2 separate regions of the Homo sapiens genome follow, and region 1 is linked to region 2. The links are chromatin contacts, found by Hi-C in ENCODE. All regions are on one chromosome and are shown on one strand. Each heading gives the region's core, a stretch centred on a gene start or an enhancer-like site at or near the end of the contact. The rest is flanking DNA. Distances are from core to core; before and after follow the strand shown.

Region 1 (5,904 bases), core at 1,317-3,816, 60 kb after region 2:
TGGGGATAGCTGAGAAATATTCACAGAGCTGCTGTGCTGGAGGCAGATGAGCCACCCCCGTGTGCTCCTCGGGTAGGAGTTACAGGAGGCTGCACGCAGAAAGAACATTCTAACCCAGGCTGTGGTCAAGTGCGCAGTCAGCATGGCCTGCGATGAGCCATGTCTCCTGGAAGTGTCCAGCGGAGGGAGGCCACTGCTGGGGGTGGGGGCTGGCCTGCGATACTCCTCCGGACACTTCCAACGCCAGGCACGTTGGGCACATCCTGAGGGGCACATGCCTACCTATGGCTGACTGAGTCTTTTATGGAAAGGACCCCTCCTCTGTGCCCAGTGCCCTCACTGCCATCATTTCATGCTACTGAGAACAAAGTGTGGATCAAATCCTTCCCAAGAGTCTCCTGATCTCAACAGACTGAGCCCCAAGATCTGGGGAAGGAGAGCGATGGTTCTAGGCGCACCTGGAAACTGCCCTGCACTCCTGGGTCCCGAGGTTTCTGTGGGGCGGCTGTCAAGGGGGCTGCTCTCTCTCTCTTTCTCAGGCTGCAGGTGCACTAGGCCGTCCACTCTCTCTCTCTCTCAGGCTGCAGGTGCACCAGGCCGTCCACTCACTCTCTCTCTCGGGCTGCAGGTACACCAGGCCGTCCACTCTCTCTCTCTCTCTCTCTCTCGGGCTGCAGGTGCACCAGGCCGTCCACTCTCTCTCTCTCTCTCAGGCTGTAGGTGCACCAGGCCGTCCACTCTCTCTCTTTCTCGGGCTGCAGGTGCACCAGGCCGTCCACTCTCTCTCTTTCTCGGGCTGCAGGTGCACCAGGCCGTCCAGGGAGCCCGGGCCTGCCGGGTATGCCAGGCCGCAGCGTCAGCATCGGCTACCTCCTGGTGAAGCACAGCCAGACGGACCAGGAGCCCATGTGCCCAGTGGGCATGAACAAACTCTGGAGTGGATACAGCCTGCTGTACTTCGAGGGCCAGGAGAAGGCGCACAACCAGGACCTGGGTAGGTACCTCCCACCCGGCCCCCGTTGCCTGCTCAGGGCTGGCCCGGAAGTGGCCAAGATCAAAGGGCCACAGCGAGACTCCCAAACCCTCCACGGCTGGTAAGTTCCCCTGACGGAAGGGTCCATCTACATTCCTCGAGTGCAGAAAGATTAAAACGGCCTTTGAAGCAGAAGCCTTACAAAGCCCTTAAACCTCAGGACCTTAACACAGGGACCTGCCTTTTAACCTGGTATTGACTTCCGCAGGCTCCCATGTGACCCGTCTGACCCCCGACCCCTCTCCAGTGGAGACCACCAATTACTTCACCTCCTTCTTGTTTTTGACCCAAGTTCTGTAGACTTGGAGTCAGGCAGGGGCCATGAGGGGCTGGGGTTCATGTAAGACTCTCCCATACAGCCCCCCGAGGAAAATGGACCCATGGACACGTGTGCATGCTCTTATTTAAGGAAGCCTTTGAAAGGCATTAACGCGACTTCGAATACAGAAAATGCAATACACACAAATTACAAGTGGAGGTAGCTTAGTCTGAGGTCCTCTTTGAGGGGGTGACGGGAAGGGTCTCTGGGATACTGGCTGTGTTCTGCCTCCTCGGTGCAGGTTACATCAGGCGTTCTGCCCCCGGGAAGCATGTTGCTGGCTCATGGTGCCTTCACATTCCTGCCTGTGCGCCCCGCCTCCACAATGAGTTTCTAAAGAACAACGGGGCAAAGGCCGCCAAGGATAAGGGCCAAAAATAGATCTAGGAACAGGGCCAAGGAGGCAGCCTAGCACCGGGCATGTTTGCTAAAGGTGGCTGCACTTCTGGGTCTGAGCTTTTCAGCAATCCATGTGAAGAGGGAAACCTGCTTAGCTGCAGCATTCGTTGTGGCCAGGAGATAAAGGCTATCTTAGTCTCCAGAAGCAATAAAGCTACATGGAAGGGAGAAGGGCCAGGACTCCTTCTGGGGTGGCTCCTTGGGGTCAAAGAGCGACCCCTTGGAGGCCATCAGAGTTTTCTTGGGGCCAGTGCTGTTAAGACCCCACTAAGGTAAGGCTCACCCAAAATGCTATTCCATGAAGACGCCACTCCCTGGTGATCCAACTTGGCCCAGTATGTGTGAGAACTTGTAGAAGAACAGAGCTGTTCCAAAATGCCAGTGGAGTCTGATCAAAAAGAGAAAAAGAAAGAAATTGGGAAGCCTTAGCCTGGCCCTCCAGTAGGTGGCTAAACTCCACCAGGTGCCCTGGGGCGAGTCCGTGACACACAGCCTCCTGGGCCTGGCTGGGGCTGGCAGGTGCGTCTTCTAGCCACACTGCACTGTGATCTCATGACCCCTCCTTCCACAGGGCTGGCGGGCTCCTGCCTGGCGCGGTTCAGCACCATGCCCTTCCTGTACTGCAACCCTGGTGATGTCTGCTACTATGCCAGCCGGAACGACAAGTCCTACTGGCTCTCTACCACTGCGCCGCTGCCCATGATGCCCGTGGCCGAGGACGAGATCAAGCCCTACATCAGCCGCTGTTCTGTGTGTGAGGCCCCGGCCATCGCCATCGCGGTCCACAGTCAGGATGTCTCCATCCCACACTGCCCAGCTGGGTGGCGGAGTTTGTGGATCGGATATTCCTTCCTCATGGTATGTGGTATTTGCCCAGTTCCCCTCCCCAACCACACCCTGCTGGGGACACAGCAAGAACAGCTGCCTTTGTGAGAAGAATCAGACACGGCAGTCCAGGGTGTGCACTGCACAAGGGTAGTTGGCCCAGGAAGCGAGCGAGAGCTGGAACACAGCTTACACTTGGCTAACTGAGCCACATGCTGGGCACAGGGCTTCCTCCACCCAGAAAGGGCTCATTAATTTGCCACCAGGCCTTTGTAAGGAGTGTAACCAGGACGAACTTGCCTGTTATCCGTCTTACTAGGTACAACACCAACACCAAAGGTGCAGCTGCTTTGGGTTTACCAGAAGTCTAAATATATGGGAGACTTTTCTCTAGAATCCTGATCTTATTTAGAATCTATCTGGAACCTAGAATACCCTGAAGAAATACCTATTAACTGGCTGGCTTAAAATGGATATATATTCGTGAGGAAAATTCTGGAATACCTTTGGGTATAAAATAGAGAGCCTGTGGATACTTTGAAAGCCAGGAGAAGGTGCACAACCAGGACCTGGGAAGGCACCGCCCACCCTTCCGGATCGCCTTTGGGTATAAAATAGAGAACCCTCAGCTTTGGCCAGATTAGGTTTAGCTTAACCTCCAGGGGAGAGACCACAGCACCATAGTGTCTCTTGCAATATTGCCTATTAAAGCAGAGGCTCCTCAACTTGGAATAGGGTCCCGTCCCGATAAATTCATTGTAAGATGAAGATACTATAAGTTGAAAGTGCGTTTTCAATTTATGATGGGTTTATCTGGATGTAACCCCACCAAAAATCAAATAGTGAATTGAATACATATTGCTTTTGCACCATCGAAAACTCAAAAATCCTAAGTCTAACCATGGTAAATCAGGGACCATCTGTATACTATTGTAGGGAGAAAAGAAAGTCTCACTGAGGACAGTGGGTCTTCCAGTGAGTTTATTTATATGCATTATAACTGTCATAACTCCAGCTATATGGATTGGATGCCCAGCATGTTAAATATTTCATAAATTATATATATATATATATATATATATACACACACACACACACACACACACACAACATAAAATATAAATTACATAGTGATTGCTAATCTTTCAAAACAACAGGAAAAAAAATCCGGATTCTAGGAAAGGAAGGAAAAGATAAACAAGTATTGGCATTTTAATAGGTATCGTTGCTATGATAAGTTGGAGCAACAGGATGCTAAATCCTGGGCAGGGACAGGCACAATTTCTACCTTTCCAGAAGCTTATCATGGAAGGTGACTTTGGAGCAACCTTCTTTTGTTTCACAGTGACCTTCAGGGTGCCCCTGTGTCAGGAAGTAAGCTTTGGTTGCTCCTGTTTTTTTCACTCCCGTTGTTAAATTCAAAATAAATGAGCCTCTCCCTTGTGAAGGGCATGATTACACAGTATCCAGAAAGGTCAGGCATCCCCTGTTCCATTAGCATCAGGTTTCAAATGACTGTCACGAGATAAGCAGACATTATCCTCTGCACACGTAACTCTCTGCTTACATAAATGGCTGACAGCCCCAGCAAGCCTGGAACTTGACATCCCCAAAAGGCATGGGTTGAGACGGCTCCTGGGTCAGGACAGATGGGCCAGAAGTACCTTGACTTCTGAGAACAGAAAGTCCCCATTGTCCCTGACAATGGATAAGTGAGCAGACACATCTGTGTACTGGAGATGTGCCCCCTCCAGATGTGCCCTGACTGCCGTCTAGGAGGCAGGACCTAAACCAAGACAGCTGTGTGCCTCGTCTGCACTTTAAATACTCTTTGATCCCTTCTGTGTGGTGACAAGCATATGGTACCACTAGGGCTGCTGGCATCTCAGCATAATAAGAGCTGACTTTGGAGAGGAGAGGACAGCTTGGCTGAGAGCAACTGCCCCACCGTCCCCAGTGGGTACGCAGAAGGCGAGAGCAGTGCTGAGGCTAGCGCCTGGCTCACCCTTCTTTTGTCCGTGAGGATGGGTGGCCCCAGAGGATGCATTTTCTGCATTCCCTACAAGCGAGCGCCACGTGGGAGGGAGGACAAGGGCAGAGCCCCGGATGCAGACTGCAGCAGCAAAAGTCATTTTCCTCCCCTCCCCTCGGTGGCCTCTCTCAAAGCTGCTCTGGCAGAGGCTACAAGTATCTAGCCAGCCGTTATTTTAGTTCCTCTTTTTTCAATTCTGGCTACTATCTGGAGCCCTCACAGCCCCTTCTCCAGGTCAGCCTCTCGTCCAGGCAATTCTCTTAAGATACATGAGCTGCTATGAGTACCAAGCCAGAGGTTTGTCCACTGAGAGAAGCACATTGGAAAGGGTGCGTGTGCCTGGACTGTGTGCACTTATGCACGTGTGTGCATAGGGGTGTGTACACAAGCATGCACTGTGTGTGTGTGTGTGTACATGCGTGCATTTGTGTGTGTGCATGAGTGTACACCATGTGTGTGCATGTGTGCATGTATGCATGTGTGTGTGCGCAGCAAACTCAGCTCTTACCTGGCTGGTGCCAGCCTCTAAGACTTCTCACATTGTGCTCCCTTCTGACCTCGTTCTGGGAGTCCCAGGTGTCTCCTTTGGGCAGCTCCCAGCATGGCCTCAGCTCCTTCAGACCAAAGTGAAGCCGGAGGTGCCCTGGAGGACGTCTCCACTTCTTATTACCTGCTCATTAGCAGACAAGAGCAGGCAGCTCAGGGCTGGACAGGCTTCTGCCTTATGTGAGCAGAACACTTTTTAAAGGTTTTTGGGTTTTTTTTTGTATTTAAAGGAAAGCTTAAACTGGGGCCCCTGCCCAAATATATCATAGAACAGCCCCTTTTTTCCCTGCAAACTGAACTGAGATATTTCTATTCTAAGTAAACAGATTCCAAAGCCCACTTACCACTCAAAGCCTGCTCAGCCAAGCCAAATGGCCCTTATACACCAACTCTGGGATCCAGGAGGCCTGCCGTGCGCTTCCATAAAGGCTAAACATGTTGATGCAACAGAAAGTAGAACTTTAAAATGAAAAAAAAAAAAAGGCTTCCTTGAAGACCTCAGCCATCTCCCAGCCAGCCTCAGAATCAACTATTTAACAACCTCTGATTGAAAAAATATATATTTAATTACACAAGTAATACATATTTATTGTGAAAAATCAGCAAGTACAGATTTAAAAAAAAAAATAAAACCACTCATCTTTCCTCCCTGATCATCAGCATTTTCAGAGAAGGAGCTGGGAGGCCTGGCTGGGTGATTATTTTTAACTTATTAGCCTCAGATGCCAGCCTACATCTTAATTTTATTTT
Region 2 (4,145 bases), core at 1,066-3,565:
CCACGTAGGGGTGCGCTCAGGCACAGAGGAAGCCAGCAGCCCTGGGGAAGGCAGGCCTTGTAGTAACAAGAGGGTGCGGTGCCCCTGGTTTCCAAGGGAGGATGTGGCTTGTGTGAGTAATTCCTGGGCTTGCAGGGAGGGGAGACCATTAGGTGGAAGACCAGGTGGGTGCTGCTGGTCTAGCTGAGAGGGGAACGCACCCGTGGGGAACCTGGGTGGGGGCACATCTGGAGAGGACTTCTGAGCCGGGTGAGGCTCAAAGAGGTGAAGGTGGTGCGCGGGATGCTGCCTTATGACAAATGCTGCCTTACGACACAGATGGCGCTCCACGGGGGTCCTGCGGCCGCATCATCTCCCAGCCCACCCTCGCCAGGCGGCTCGGCTATCACTACCCAAAATGTAATAGTCTGAACTACAGAAAGCACAGTCTCCTGGCATTCGACAAGGATTTCAAAATGAGATGAGCCCCTGCCTGTCTTGTTCTCTTTGGGCACCTGTGGCTGGTGGCTGGGATGCCAGGCTCTGCCACCCTAGCATGGGGATGCTGCCCCAGGCACTGTCTGTGGTTCCACTGGTTGAAATAGCTGCTCTGCCAGCCTGACGGTCCACGCTCGGGTTTCTTCTTTGGAAATATGTGTACTGTCAAAAACTCCAAAAGGCTATTCTCACATCCTGTTTTTCTCTTTTCTTTCTCTAGGGAGAAGCCGGAGACCCAGGGCCCCCTGGACTACCTGCCTACTCCCCTCACCCTTCCCTAGCAAAAGGTGTGTGAACAATTTCACCTGCATAGTTCAGCATCGCATACACATTCTCTCCTGTTAGGGACACAGAGCTATGAACTTTCAAGACAGATATTCTAAGCAACCCTAAAACTTAAAGTATAATAATAATAAAAAAAATAAAAAATAAACCACGAAATTTAGAACATAACTTCATGTACAATTTCCCTCATGCTTAAATGTGTCACAGGGAGACCTTCATGTTGCCTGTGCCTGAGACAGTCCTCACCACCTACACGTGAGAAATCCCCTCCGTTGGGGAATTCTTTCACTTCTGCTTAACTTGTAGAGTTCTAGTTCTGCCGTCTGGACTATCGCTGAAGATATCCAGGGCAGCAGCCCCAGCCGCCTTCGGATTTTTTCTCCAAATGCACCAAGGTTCTTAAGCCCTCTGCTTGCCAGCCCGACACCTGGAATTGATCATAACTCATAACCAGTGAACAGTCACATGCTTTCAGGCTTCAAGGCAACTAAATTCCCAGATATTTACACATAACAACCACTCCCCACTGTCACAGTTGACCTTGGAGTGTAAACGAAGGACTTTGCGCATGTCGTCACTAATGCTCATCTTGTTATTAAGGCTCGGCTTCCAAATTGGCGAGATCATATGGAAATCTGATCCTAGTCCTGCAACTAGAGCACTTGGCTCTGAACCTTGTAGAATGCGCATCCTTCTAGGTTAAAAAAAAAATGTTTCGAGAACCTCCTCCTGATAATCGTGCGTATATATCTTTGCGGATCATTGGCCCATGTTATAGTCAGCTCTGTGAGGACAGACATTTCAGCCCATCTTGTTCACTGCTGTATTCCCAATGCCTGGAACAGGACAGGCACAGAGTTGGAGCTCAGCAAACGCCTGACTGAGTGACGACGTGCAGAAACATATCAGACAGGCATTGTGAAGGGTAGGGTTTTTTAAATACAGACGCTCTGGTGTTTACCTCTTGAACTCAGCAGGTCACCTGGTCTCCCTGTCCTCTAAGCCTAGGTGTCAAGAATTCACCTCCCTGCTTCGAAGCGAGCCCTCTGTCAGTTTAATAATGGCTTTGCATGTCTTCATCCAATGCTGATCAAAACGCAGGACAGAACAGGGCCATGGGCAGTGCCTCCAGGAGCCCCTGAGATGTCTGTCTGGGGAGGCGTGGAGCCGTGAATGGGGATATTTTGAAATCCATGCTCAGCTTCCATGATGCCCGTAACTACGAAGCTGGCATTTCCTGCCTCATCCATGGCGCACACCTGGCTACCAAACCTGAGACCCACTAAAAAGAGCCATGAGCCCACTTTGACTTGACTCATTATTAATAATTTTGGTAAAAAGGAAATATGCTGTTTGAGATTTTAAGAACATAATTTTTAAGTTAATGCTGGCGATGTTTCTTTTGCATTTTTTAAAAATGTTGCTGACTGAGAACCCAACTCTCACCAACCCCTCCCTTCTCACCGTACTATATTCCTGGAATTCACACTGCAAAGGCGGGTGCTTTCAAAATTCACTTTTTCCCACAAGCGGATTCAGAAATGCGGAGGTTGCCTGCCGCCTTTTCTACCGGACAACATTCCCGAGTTATTGGTGAGCTGGAATGTGACTGACTTGCATTCCAGGGTTTCTTAAAGTCAAAGGTTGACTAACCAGCAGATTCCCTCAGGGAAAAGAGGCAGTAAATGTATCTTTTTCAAGGTAACATTGCATGAACTTGTCAAAAGACAAAAAGGATAGAGGGGTTTGTATTAAAAGAAATGATTCCAAGGTACCTAGAAATAAAAGTAATCTTGCTATTCTTCCAAACAAGTGAGAAGGTCTGTGGCTTTCAATTTTGTGTCTTTTTATGGAATCAACAATGGCTAACAGGAGTGTAGGTCACACTGTGTGCCAGGCGATGCTCCAAGTTGTCCTAGTTGTACTTTTCAGTGTGTTTACCCCTCTGGGTGACCCTGTGAGGTGGAGATGGACTTGGCTGCTTTTACTGAGGGAGAGATGGAAGCGCAGGGCGTTGAGTTCCTTGCCCAGGGTTGCCTTTAAGTGGAGGAGCCAGGTTCAGGCCCAGGGCCTCTGGCTGCGGAGCGCAGCCCCCTGCACACTCGGCACGAAGCTGCCCGAGCAGGAGACGCCATACACGGAAGTCAGGCCTTCTGTCCCTTGCACGTGGGACTTCAGTGTGACGCCCAGCAAAGCCCTCTCCTTATTTTAAGGAACTTCGTAAGACGACATGCAGAGTGAAAGCTTTCCTAGAAATTCCTAATGCCTACATGATAAAAAGTCCTATTTTCTTCTCATTCTTCTCATCTTTCCCAATTATAGTCTAGAAAAAAGTGTGTTCTACAGTAAAGCGTTGCTATTTACACAGCAAAGGAACATAGCCATGCCACTTTGTCTTTGTTTGTTCAGGGGTGAAAGTTTTTAAAAGCCAAATTTTGTTATGCATCCAGCAGACAGGGATGAGAAGAGCCTAATAGGGTTAAAGCTGGGGCTGAGGGGCAGAGTGGGGTGCAGGGAAGTGAGGCCTCCTCGCTCCCAGGCCACCAGCAGAATTGGCAACCACATTAGTTCCTTCTTTATTCGAGCTTTGGACTCACCTACTTCCTCACCCGGTTTTCACTAATCCTGTTCCCCTGCTGGAGAATGAGCCCCTTAAAAAGAGAGACCACCCCATGTATTAATCATCTTAACTCCTCATCAGGCCGCATACAGCATATGGAGCATTTGGTAAATATGTAGTCAATGAAAAAGTGAACGCCAGCTGCGATCCGTAGACCACGGTCTTGTTCTTACTGTGGGACTTGTTTCCCTTCCAGGTGCCAGAGGTGACCCGGGATTCCCAGGGGCCCAAGGGGAGCCAGGAAGCCAGGGTGAGCCAGGAGACCCGGGCCTCCCAGGTCCCCCTGGCCTCTCCATCGGAGATGGAGGTAATGTGGCTTCATAATATCAACACCGGAGACCCAAAGCACCTGCACTCAGGTCCTAGCACACACAAGGGAGACTTCGTTGACGACGTAGCTATGTCGTTGTTACTTTTCCCCACTGACTAGTCTTAGCAGCTCTAAGGAGCCCCGCACACATGCTTTGGACACCTTCACAGAACCCTCGCACATATGACAGTAACTCCCCAACTAGGTTAGATGGTGCCACGATGGGTAACTGGCATGCTTCCACCTGTGGGTTGGGAAGAGAACGGAGAATCATCAGGTGTTGTTGCCCAGTGTTGATCACAACTATCAAGCCATTATTTGAGGGGCAAGGAGAGGGGTGTTTTTAATGTTGAAAAAGGATAATGAACTATACCAATGGCTTCTACCCATCGGAGTTATTGACGGGGCCATGAAGCCCGCTAGTGCCCCAGTGGGCCCCTCTGGACACGAACA

What was found. Hi-C counts contacts between places; a loop is a spot of excess contacts on that map. Pooled maps may share reads with other maps.
Region 1: a map of PC-9 shows a loop between it and region 2 (7-fold over the local background). The contact joins the promoter of COL4A2-AS1 here to the enhancer-like site in region 2. A Hi-C loop is called at or near these places in 10 of 168 maps with a recorded cell type or tissue (Caco-2, HepG2, K562 and 7 more) and 9 of 50 pooled maps.

Annotation. Positions count from the first base shown.
Region 1 is chr13:110,505,613-110,511,516 of GRCh38, forward strand. It overlaps COL4A2-AS1 (COL4A2 antisense RNA 1), which reads right to left and starts at 2,567. Exons shown (of 3, transcript NR_046583.1): 1 at 2,487-2,567; 2 at 2,035-2,139. COL4A2 (collagen type IV alpha 2 chain) reads left to right here. Exons shown (of 48, transcript NM_001846.4): 46 at 803-994; 47 at 2,323-2,609. RefSeq lists enhancers at 1,988-2,489, 2,490-2,989.
Region 2 is chr13:110,446,101-110,450,245 of GRCh38, forward strand. COL4A2 (collagen type IV alpha 2 chain) reads left to right here. Exons shown (of 48, transcript NM_001846.4): 18 at 698-764; 19 at 3,579-3,689. Among named protein-coding and RNA genes, the nearest start is that of COL4A2-AS2, 15 kb to the right of the region's middle. RefSeq lists enhancers at 1-367, 368-868, 1,855-3,054. Within about 2 kb of position 2,316, at least 5 of the 41 ENCODE cell types and tissues checked have a DNase peak (open chromatin) inside an H3K27ac peak, as active enhancers do; they include PC-3, PC-9 and ascending aorta, where a contact is called at or near this core.